Linked DNA regions of Homo sapiens: regions 2 and 3 are each linked to region 1. A link is a contact called in ENCODE Hi-C or POLR2A ChIA-PET data. All regions are on one chromosome and are shown on one strand. Each heading gives the region's core, a stretch centred on a gene start or an enhancer-like site at or near the end of the contact. The rest is flanking DNA. Distances are from core to core; before and after follow the strand shown. Region 1 overlaps TNS3 (tensin 3). Region 2 overlaps LINC01447 (long intergenic non-protein coding RNA 1447). Region 3 has its middle 20 kb from the start of TNS3.

Evidence for each region. A loop is a pair of places that touch in the nucleus more often than their neighbours do. ChIA-PET counts read pairs that join two places held with the same protein, here RNA polymerase II (POLR2A). Pooled maps may share reads with other maps.
Region 2: a loop to region 1 is called in a pooled map, with 2.8 times the contacts of the local background. The contact joins two enhancer-like sites. A Hi-C loop is called at or near these places in 1 of 168 maps with a recorded cell type or tissue (transverse colon) and 4 of 50 pooled maps. POLR2A ChIA-PET finds 5 or more read pairs at or near these places in 1 of 52 experiments (activated CD4-positive, alpha-beta T cell).
Region 3: a loop to region 1 is called in a map of GM18951, with 4 times the contacts of the local background. The contact joins two enhancer-like sites. A Hi-C loop is called at or near these places in 2 of 168 maps with a recorded cell type or tissue (GM18951 and PC-3) and 4 of 50 pooled maps. POLR2A ChIA-PET finds 5 or more read pairs at or near these places in 3 of 52 experiments (HEK293, PC-3 and PC-9).

The regions. Positions count from the first base shown.
Region 1 is chr7:47,443,158-47,446,306 of GRCh38, forward strand. The region is part of intron 4 of TNS3 (tensin 3); the gene reads right to left. Among named protein-coding and RNA genes, the nearest start is that of SNORD151, 20 kb to the right of the region's middle. Within about 2 kb of position 1,719, at least 2 of the 41 ENCODE cell types and tissues checked have a DNase peak (open chromatin) inside an H3K27ac peak, as active enhancers do.
Region 2 is chr7:47,626,249-47,629,397 of GRCh38, forward strand. It overlaps LINC01447 (long intergenic non-protein coding RNA 1447), which reads left to right. Exons shown (of 4, transcript NR_108090.1): 3 at 1,013-1,554; 4 at 2,449-3,149. Among named protein-coding and RNA genes, the nearest start is that of LINC01447, 5.9 kb to the left of the region's middle. RefSeq lists an enhancer at 1-272. Within about 2 kb of position 1,508, at least 2 of the 41 ENCODE cell types and tissues checked have a DNase peak (open chromatin) inside an H3K27ac peak, as active enhancers do.
Region 3 is chr7:47,600,152-47,603,300 of GRCh38, forward strand. No RefSeq gene overlaps it. Among named protein-coding and RNA genes, the nearest start is that of TNS3, 20 kb to the left of the region's middle. RefSeq lists an enhancer at 910-999. Within about 2 kb of position 1,605, at least 12 of the 41 ENCODE cell types and tissues checked have a DNase peak (open chromatin) inside an H3K27ac peak, as active enhancers do.

The DNA of each region.
Region 1 (3,149 bases), core at 469-2,968:
CCGGGAAAGCCCCTTGGCCACTCCACTTCTTTGTCTCCTGCCTTTTGAAGTGAGAATAGTAACAGACAGGGCCAGTCTCATGGAGCTGTCCAGGGATTCACTGAGGTAATTCTGTCAATGGCTTGGAATCCAGCCTGGCACCGCATGGCCACTGCCCGTGCTGGGCAGACCTGGTCAAGTGAAGTCCCGTGGTCTCCAGACCCCGCCCACCCCTGACATCTGAGCTGCACCCCCTGCTCATCCCCTATGCCCACAAAGCTGCAGGAGGCTCCAAACATGTTCCTCTGATCTTCTCAAAGCCCTAACCCAAAGCCTTTCACAGCTCAGACTAGACAGCTACAAAACAGAAGACTACTCTTTTGCCTAGTAGAGCAGCAAAAATAAAAATCTTGAAAACATTTTTTAAAGTTTTGATGAAATATAAACAGATGCAAGATTTCAGAGGACAACTTGTCAGTGTGTATAAAAAGTATTTAGAATACGGCCGGGCACAGTGGCTCACACCTGTAATCCCAGCACTTTGAGAGGCCGAGGCGGGCAGATCACTTGAAGCCAGGAGTTCAAGACCACCCTGGCCAACATGGTGAAACCACGTCTCTACTAAAAATACAAAAATTAGCCTGCGTGGTGGCGCACACCTGTAATCCTAGCTACTCGGGAGGCTGAGGCACAAGAATCACTTGAACCTGGGAGGAGGAGGTTGCAGTGAGCCAAGATCGTGCCACTGCACTCCAGCCTGGGCAACAGAGCAAGACTCTGTCCCAAACAAATAAACAACAAAAAAAAAGTATTTAGAATACAATCCCAGAGTAAACTGAATGCACTAAAATGAAGTCTCCGAAAAGGTAAGGAAATGATACATCAAAAACCCGTTTAGGTTAATTCATACAATCTGTACATGTAACACTCAAATTCAAGCAGCTCAGATGCAATCCTAATAGAGCCAATCTCATTATGGGGAAACTCAGCTTAACCAGGGTCCCATTTAATTCAAAAAAGTATTCAATAAGCCAACATCTCAGGGGAGAACAGCAAGGAGTTTGATCGACCATGGTCCTGGGTCTTACATGAACCCACCAGGATCTGACTATATGTGTCCCACATCTTCACCAGACCACGCATCCAAAATACAGTGACTCCCATTGCAATGCCATGCTGGAGTACACTGGCCCAGTTCCTACAAGTGGGCTGTCGCTTCAGACCCTATGTCACGCTTATCATTTGACCGTGAAAGACTGGCACGCAACTTAACATATAAACAGCATTATATAACTCATGGGGCAAAACTATTTAACTCTCACATGACACATCATTCCAAGATGACAACCACACAAATACGTGACTGCTCACTGCCGGCACCAACGTGATGGGGTAGGAGTGTCACCGTCCCTCAGGCGGGGCCCTGACGGCAGGAGGGAAGGAGGGAAGGGTCCCAGAAGGCATGAGGACTCTGCTGTCCCTGACGGAACCCAGGGCCCATTTCCTCAGCTGCAGAGTGAGAAGGGCAGGTCAGACAGACCCACGGGATCTTCTCAATCCAATAGTCTCTGAATCCAATTCAGCATTATAGGCCTCGATACAGTAACTCCAATGTTCAAACCCCGAAACCATACAAATTGCAACCACTGCCAAAAAAACAAACAAAAAAAACCTTTTAAACCAATAGTTATATAATTTCTAAGGTCAAGGCCAATGGAGGAAACTGTAATCTGTGCTATCACCACAGGGAGGCCCCAGCACCTGAGCTGGTGAAAAGTCAGAAAGTGTTGAATTGCACAAAGTTGCTTACATGAAGTGTTCGGAAATGCAGGGTTCCTGTAAAGTGTCCCAGCATTGCCCAGAGACACCCCTTCCTTAACCTCTGTATTGGGAAGAGGGGCAGGAAGGAGGAATTCAGCCCGTCCCCCAACATACCCAATTTTCTATGTAAGTCTACATCCACTTAAAATCGAGGCGAGAAACCCAGCACAGCTCAGGGCCACCCTCCAAAAACACAGACAGCTTGACACCCACTCAAATCCCCAGCCCCAGACCCGCATCTGTCCACCTCATGCCTCCAGATGTGCAAACACAGGTCTGGCCACCTCCAAGGCATGTGGTGCTCAGCAGCTTCCATAGCACAACCCTGAAGAGCATTGCACGGAGCCCAGCAGAAACCCCAGTAAGCAGACATCACCACCCCTATGTTACATGTTACAGGTTGGTAACATAGGGATGGTGATGAGGAAATGAGGATTTGGTGGGCGGACGTGTTGGAATCCCACAGTTAAGCTGCAGTAGCACCTTCTGACACCAAAACTCTGTTCTCCTTCCATCTCCTGGCTTTCAGGTGGTCCACACCCTCTCCTGCACAGGCTGCCCCTGAATCACATGAACATCAGTGAGGATAAAAGACTCTTGCTTGGGGGAGCTGTTCTAGCCCCGTGCCAAAAAGGGCAGAGAAACTATGGCCCTTCCATCACTTCCAAGTCAGCGTCTGAGATCTCATGTGACTAAAATCCCCCTGAATCATTCAGGGGTTAAATCTGGAACCAAGTAGAGGACATGCCTATGACAGGTCCCCCTGACACACTGGGGTAGAACCCCCTCAGCTGCTTTGACTTGGACTAAAATGAGAACCAGGCCCCATACTGAACTGGAACTGCCGCCAAGAGTTTCTGAAATACTGTGCTTGTCAAGAGGAGACTCAGGGATACAATGTCACTGTAAGTCTTTATTTGAAAGTAAACAATACACCTACACTTGGGTTGCACAAATCTAAACCCTGTGTGTGCACCATAATGCATTTCATGACTGAAGGATGACTGAGAAACTAACTTGCTATAGGTTATATTAAACCTGGCTCCTGAGAAACCCGAAATCCTAACCTCATATAAGGTTTAAAAAACTCTCTCTACTTGTAGGCACCAGTCCTGCAAATCTGTGTTGCAAACTCACTCTCTAGGTGTTTTTTTCTTTTGTTTTGTTTTGTTTTGAGATAGAGTCTTGCTGTTGCACAGGCTGGAGTGCAGTGGCACGATCTCAGCTCACTGCAAGCTCCACCTCCCAGGTTCATGCCATTCTCCTGCCTCAGCCTCCCAAGTAGCTGGGACTACAGGTGCCTGCTACCATGCCCAGCTAATTTTTTTGTATTTTTAATAGAGGCAAGG
Region 2 (3,149 bases), core at 258-2,757, 180 kb after region 1:
CAAGCATGGAGCCGCAGTCCTTGCCCTTTACCCTGACCCCTCACCATTCTTCAAGCCACCAGTCATCTGCATAGAGACAGAGGAAAGATTTCACTGAATTTGAGATCAACATTTGAATAGCTGAAAGTGGCTAGAAAGCTAATGGAATACACCTAAACATTGCCAGAGGTGCAAAAGGGAGGGTGGAAAAGCAAGATAGGAAGCAGTGATTGAAAGGAAGCCTTCAAAATACAATTCCTCTTTACGCTCCACTGAGTCATGACAGCACAGTGTTAAGACCGAGGGCCCCATGGATTTGAATCCTTGCTCTATTCTGCTCCAGGTAAGGGACATGGGCAAGTTGCCTACTCTCTTCAGCAAACACCCAGGGCCCCACATTCAATATGGCCACATTAATATCCACATTTTATGAGTGCTGTAATAATTAAATGCAATAATGCAGGGCACGAGGCCCACACACAATACTGCATTTCACTGAAACTAGACTGTGCTATTGGAAAAACGCCTCCTAATTTTAGAGGTGTTCAAATGTGAAAAAATAGTGTGTCTTTGAAATCCATGAAATATAGCAAGAGCTTGGTAAGTTTAAGGTATGAGGTCATTATTTCACTCCATATACAGTCTCTTTTTTTTCTGAAAAATTAGTTGTGGTGGACTTAAATGTAGGTCCATGACTTTTTTTTTTTTTTTTTTTTGAGATGGAGTCTCGCTCTGTAGCCCAGGCTGGGGTACAGTGGCTCGATCTCGGCTCACTGCAAGCTCCGCCTCCCAGGTTCATGCCATTCTCCTGCCTCAGCCTCCTGAGTAGCTGGCACTACAGGCGCCTGCCACCACGCCTGGCTAATTTTTTTGTATTTTTAGTAGGGACGGGGTTTCACCATGTTAACCAGGATGGTCTCCATCTCCTGACCTCGTGATCCTCCCGCCTTGGCCTCCCAAAGTGCTGGGATTACAGGCGTGAGCCACCGTGCCCGGCCAGGCCCATGACTTCTTTGTTATTCCCTCATTAAAGGTTGGAAGCTGATTCCCCTTGCCTGAGTCCGGGCTGTGTTTGGCGATACTTGTAAAGAATGGAATCTGGCTGAGGTGGAGGTGTGTGACTTTGAGGACTAGGTCCAAAGAAGGCATTGTGGTTTCCATCTTGACTGCTCTTTCCCTTGGATAGCTGACTCTTAGGGAAGCCACATGCCACACCATGAGCAGCTCTGCGGAGAGACCCATGCAGCAAGGAAATGAGGCTTCCAGTCAAGAGCTGCATGACTGAATGAACTTGTTACCAAAACACCAGGGGTTTGGTCCAGGTCCTTCTGCTCACCGCATGGAAAGCTCATCACTGAGATGACAAGTATTGCCAAGGAAGGATTTAATCAGGTGCTGCAACCGAGGAGATGGGAGCTCAGTCTCAAATCCATCTTGCTGACCTACTAAAACGAGGGATTTGTATAGCAGGGAAGAAATGAAACAATGTGTAAGAAAACAGCAACTAGGGAGGGGCACGGAAGCAATCATGATGAATGAGGGGGCAGCATCTCATTGTCTGAATGCGGTGATCTGGTGAGTTTCAGTTCTTTGGTACTTTTCTTGAGAGGCCTGAAGTTAGTTTCCTGAGGAAGGAACTCAAGTAAAACAAATGTAAATTTCAAGCCAGAAGGGTGAATTTCTATGTTTATCCGAAAAACTGTCTATGGGACTATTGGGTCAGTTTCAAACTTGGAAGCAATTCTCCAGCCCCAGTTGAGGCTTTAGAGAAGTCAGTGCCAGCCCACAGCCTGACTGCAACCCCTGGAGAGAATCTGAGCTGGAACCACCCAGCTAAGCCTGGTCTGAGTTTCTGCCCCACTGAAACCAAATAATACATTTGGTTGCTTTCAGCTCCTAAGTGACAGGGACACTTAACCGTCATGAGGCAATGTATAACTGATACCCTACTCTACATGAAAAAATCCCATAAATACAGAGTCACGTGCTGCATAATGACTTTTCAGTCAATGATGGACTGCATCAATAATGGTGGTCCCATAATATAATGGAGCTGAAAAACTCCTATTGAGAGGTGACAGTGTGCTGGTAGTCCTCAGAGCCCTCGCTTACTCTTGGCACCTCCTCTGCCTGGGCTCCCACTTTGGCAGCATTTGAGGAGCCCTTCAGCCCACCACTGCACTGTGGGAGCCCCTTTCTGGGCTGGCCAAGGCTGGAGCCCACTCCCTCAGCTTGCAGGGAGGTGTGGAGGGAGAGGCGCGAGCGGGAACCGGGGCTGCGTGCAGCGCTTGCTGGCCAGCTGGAGTTCCGGGTGGGCGTGGGCTTGGCGGGCCCCGCACCCGGAGCAGCCGGCCGGCCCTGCTGGCCCCGGGCAATGAGGGACTTAGCACCCGGGCCAGCGGCTGCGGAGGGTGTACTGGGTCCCCCAGCAGTGCCAGCCCACCAGAGCTGCACTCGATTTCTCGCCAGGCCTTAGCTGCCTTCCCGCGGGGCAGGCCTCGGGACTGCAGCCCACCATGCCTGAGCCTTCCCCCTCCTCCGTGGATTCCTGTGCAGCCGGAGCCTCCCCGACGAGCGCCACCCCCTGCTCCATGGCGCCCAGTCCCATCGACCGCCTAAGGGCTGAAGAGTGCGGGCGCAAGGCACCGGGACTGGCAGGCAGCTCCACCTGCAGCCCCGGTGCGGGATCCACTGGGTGAAGCCAGCTGGACTCCTGAGTCTGGTGGGGCCTTGGAGAACTTTTATGTCTAGCTCAGGGATTGTAAATACACCGATCGGTACTCTGTATCTAGCTCAAGGTTTGTAAACACACCAATCAGCACCCTGTGTCTAGCTCAAGGTTTGTGAGTGCACCAATCGACACTCTGTATCTAGCTGCTCTGGTGGGGCCTTAGAGAACCTTTGCGTGGATACTCTGTATCTAACTAATCTGATAGGGACGTGGAGAACCTTTATATCTAGCTCAGGGATTGTAAACGCACCAATCAGCACCCTGTCAAAACAGACCACTTGGCTCTACCAATCAGCAGGATGTGGGTGGGGCCAGATAAGAGAATAAAAGCAGGCTGCCGGAGCCAGCAGTGGCAACCCACTGGGGTCTCCTTCCACACTGTGGAAAGTTTGTTCTTTCGCTCTTTGCAATAAATCTTGCTGCTGCTCACTTTTTGGGT
Region 3 (3,149 bases), core at 355-2,854, 160 kb after region 1:
GACCTAGGTGAGGACAGGCACTTCTGCTTTCACGTCCAAATGTTGCAATTTCCAAGACCACCCTGGCCCACCACCACCTGGCCCCATCCTGGGCCTATAAAAACTGAGACCTTAACAAGGCAGAGACACACAAGCGACTGGACATTGTGAGGAACACATAGGTGGAAGAAGACACAAGCGGCTGATCGTCGAGAGCACGCAGGCAGAAGAGCACATTGACAGGCACCGGCATGCCCGCAGGCCATCAACTGGTGTAATGACATGGAGTTTGGCTGGGGCAGTCTGAGGAGAGCCTGGGCTGCCGAGCTGCCCAACTCCAGGGGAAAACAATTTCCCTCTGGCTCCCCTGTCTGCTGAGAGCTACTTCCACTCAATAAAACCTTGCACTCATTCTGCAAGCCCATGTGTGATCTGATTCTTCTAGTACACCAAGGCAAGAAACCCAGGGATACAGAAAGCCCTCTGTCCTTGAGACAAGGTAGACGGTCTAATTGAGCTGACTAACACAAGCTGCCTATGGATGGCAAACTAAAAGATCACCCTGTAACACACGCCCACTGGGGCTTCAGAAGTTGTAAACATTCACCCCTAGACACTGCCATGGCATCAGAGCCCCACAACCTGCCTGTCTGTATGCTCCCCTAGAGGTGTGAGCAGGGGGGCACCAAAGAAGTGAGCCACATCCCCATCACATGCCCTGTGAAGAGGACAAGGGAACTTTTCCCGTTTCAACTGCATTACAGCAACATAATGAGATACTGTCTCTTTAAAAAAGTCTGAAAACCACTAATCTACGGTTCTATTGGCGTGATTCACAGCTGAGAAAACTGGGGCTGCAGGACAGGGTGCTGAGCCAAGACGGGCACTGAGTTCTTTCTCCGGGTCAGAGCAAGCTCCTTCCTCCTCCACCAGTGTCTTTTCTCCTGACTTGTTTTCTGACCATTCACCCTGGGTTCAGCTTGGAGCAGGGCCTGTGTATTTACTGCTGAGGCCACATTAACTCTTAGCAATGATTAAATTTTGACATCTCAAAACCACACTTCCGAATGTCCCCTTCAGAGGGATGCAATGATAACTCCTGCAGACCTTCAGCAAAGGGATATTACTTTTGTGCCCCCTTGGTCCCAGTGTAAAAGTGTTGACTGAAATTAAAAAGGGGAAGTGGTTGTAATTCACCAGGGCCTTTCCTCTTAAGTGGGTCTTGACTTTAATTTCCACCCTCAAGGTGAAGGGCAGAAGGTTTCTCTGCAATTTCACATTAGTTTAACAAATGGTTTAATGAGCACTAAAATCAGTGCTACCCTATGTTGCCCAACCCCAGGAAGAGTGATTCACATTGAATAGAATGTGGATGCTGCCTGTCCCTGGGATGGTGGGGTTCACAGCTTTGCCTAAGAAATCTGTTCAGTGTGTACATTAACACAATGCACGGGGGGAAGGTGATTCACACCAATTCATGGGGGAAGGTGATTCACACCAATGCATTGGGGAAGACATCAACCAGGGGAGGAGACGGCCACATAAGGAAAGAAGCATATTGTGATATGGAAGGTAAAACAGAGGTGCAGGGTGGCCTGGAGGAGGAAATGACTGACACTGAGAGGGGTTTAGGGATGTCCTCATGGAGATGGTGACATCTGAGCTGCATTTTGAGACCTCTGCCGAAATCAGTCATGTCACACTGTGTGATTCAGAGCCACCTGTGTGATTCAGAAGCAGCTGGTGAAAAACACCGTGAAGCTTCCCACTATGGAGAGACCCTCTGACGACAAACTCAGGCCCAACTGATGGCAGATCCTGCTCAGCACACATTTGACAAAGCAAAGTTCACCTTGTTAGAAGTTGACACCCCCCACCTGCTCCTGTGCAGAGGTCCTGCATTCTTACACCCTGGCCAGAAGAGGTGTCAGAGTGGGGCATGGACTCTGTAAGCTGCAAAAGAAGCTGCCTGGGAGGAGTCAGGCTGGAGGTCAGCTTCTACTTTAAATTCTCTATGGGACACTGGTAAAACTACAGCCAGGATTCAATTCCAAGAAGGTTATCAGAGAGACAATCCAAGGTTTAGGTGCAAAGATGTTCAGGGCAGCATTGTTTATAATTATGAGAAATATAACAATCAGAAAACATTTCCTGAGGACACTATGGTCAGGGAGCAGTTTCTGTGTTTTAAAGGAATAGCCTGCTGTGGTTTTGAATAGTTGTGTCCCCTCTAAAACTCATGTTGAAACGTAATCCCCAATGCAACAGTGTTAAGAGGTGTGGCCTAATTAGGAGGTGATTGAGTCATGAAGGCTCTGACAACCTGATGGGATTAGATGCCCTTAGGAAAAGCCCTGGTGGAGGGAGTAAGTTCCCTGGTTGGCCCCTTTGGTTCCTCCCACCTTGTAAGGACACCATGTTCCTCCCCTTGGTCGTATGCAGCAATAAGACACCATTTTGGAAGAGCAGACCAGGCTGTCCCCAGGCACTGAACCTGCTGCGACCTTAATCTTGGACTTTTCAGCCTCTAGAACTGTTGATAAAATACATTTCTGCTCTTTATAAATTATTCAGTCTCTGGTTTCTTGTTATAGCAGCACAAACAGTCAAAGACATAGCCTATTGAGACAGGAATTATAATTGTTCCCATTTCCCAGGCAGCAAAACAGGAACTCTAAGAGGGCAGGTTTGAACTCAACCTGCATGGGATTGGCAAGGTGAAAATGATGGCTTCAGGCCGGGAGCAGTGGCTCACGCCTGTAATCACAACAATTTGGGAGGCCAAGGTGGGCGGATCACCTGAGGTTAGGAATTCGAGACTAGCCTGGCCAACATGGTGAAACCCCTTCTCTACTAAAAAAAAAAAAAAAAAAAAATACAAAGATTAGCCGGGCATGGTAGTGCACACCTGTAGTCCCAGCTACTCAGGAGGCTGAGACAGGAGAATCTCTTGAACCCTGGAGGGGGAGGTTGCAGTGAGCAGAGATCGTGCCACTGCACTCCAGCTTGGGCGACAGAGCGATAATCTGTCTCAGGAAAAAATAAATAAAATAAAATGATGGCTTCAAAAAATTTTCTTAGAAGATTTTGCTCAAACAATCTAAAGTTATGCAGAAAAGACATGCTTACATAGATAAAAACATGCTTAGAAGGAACCTTGGGCAGTGGGC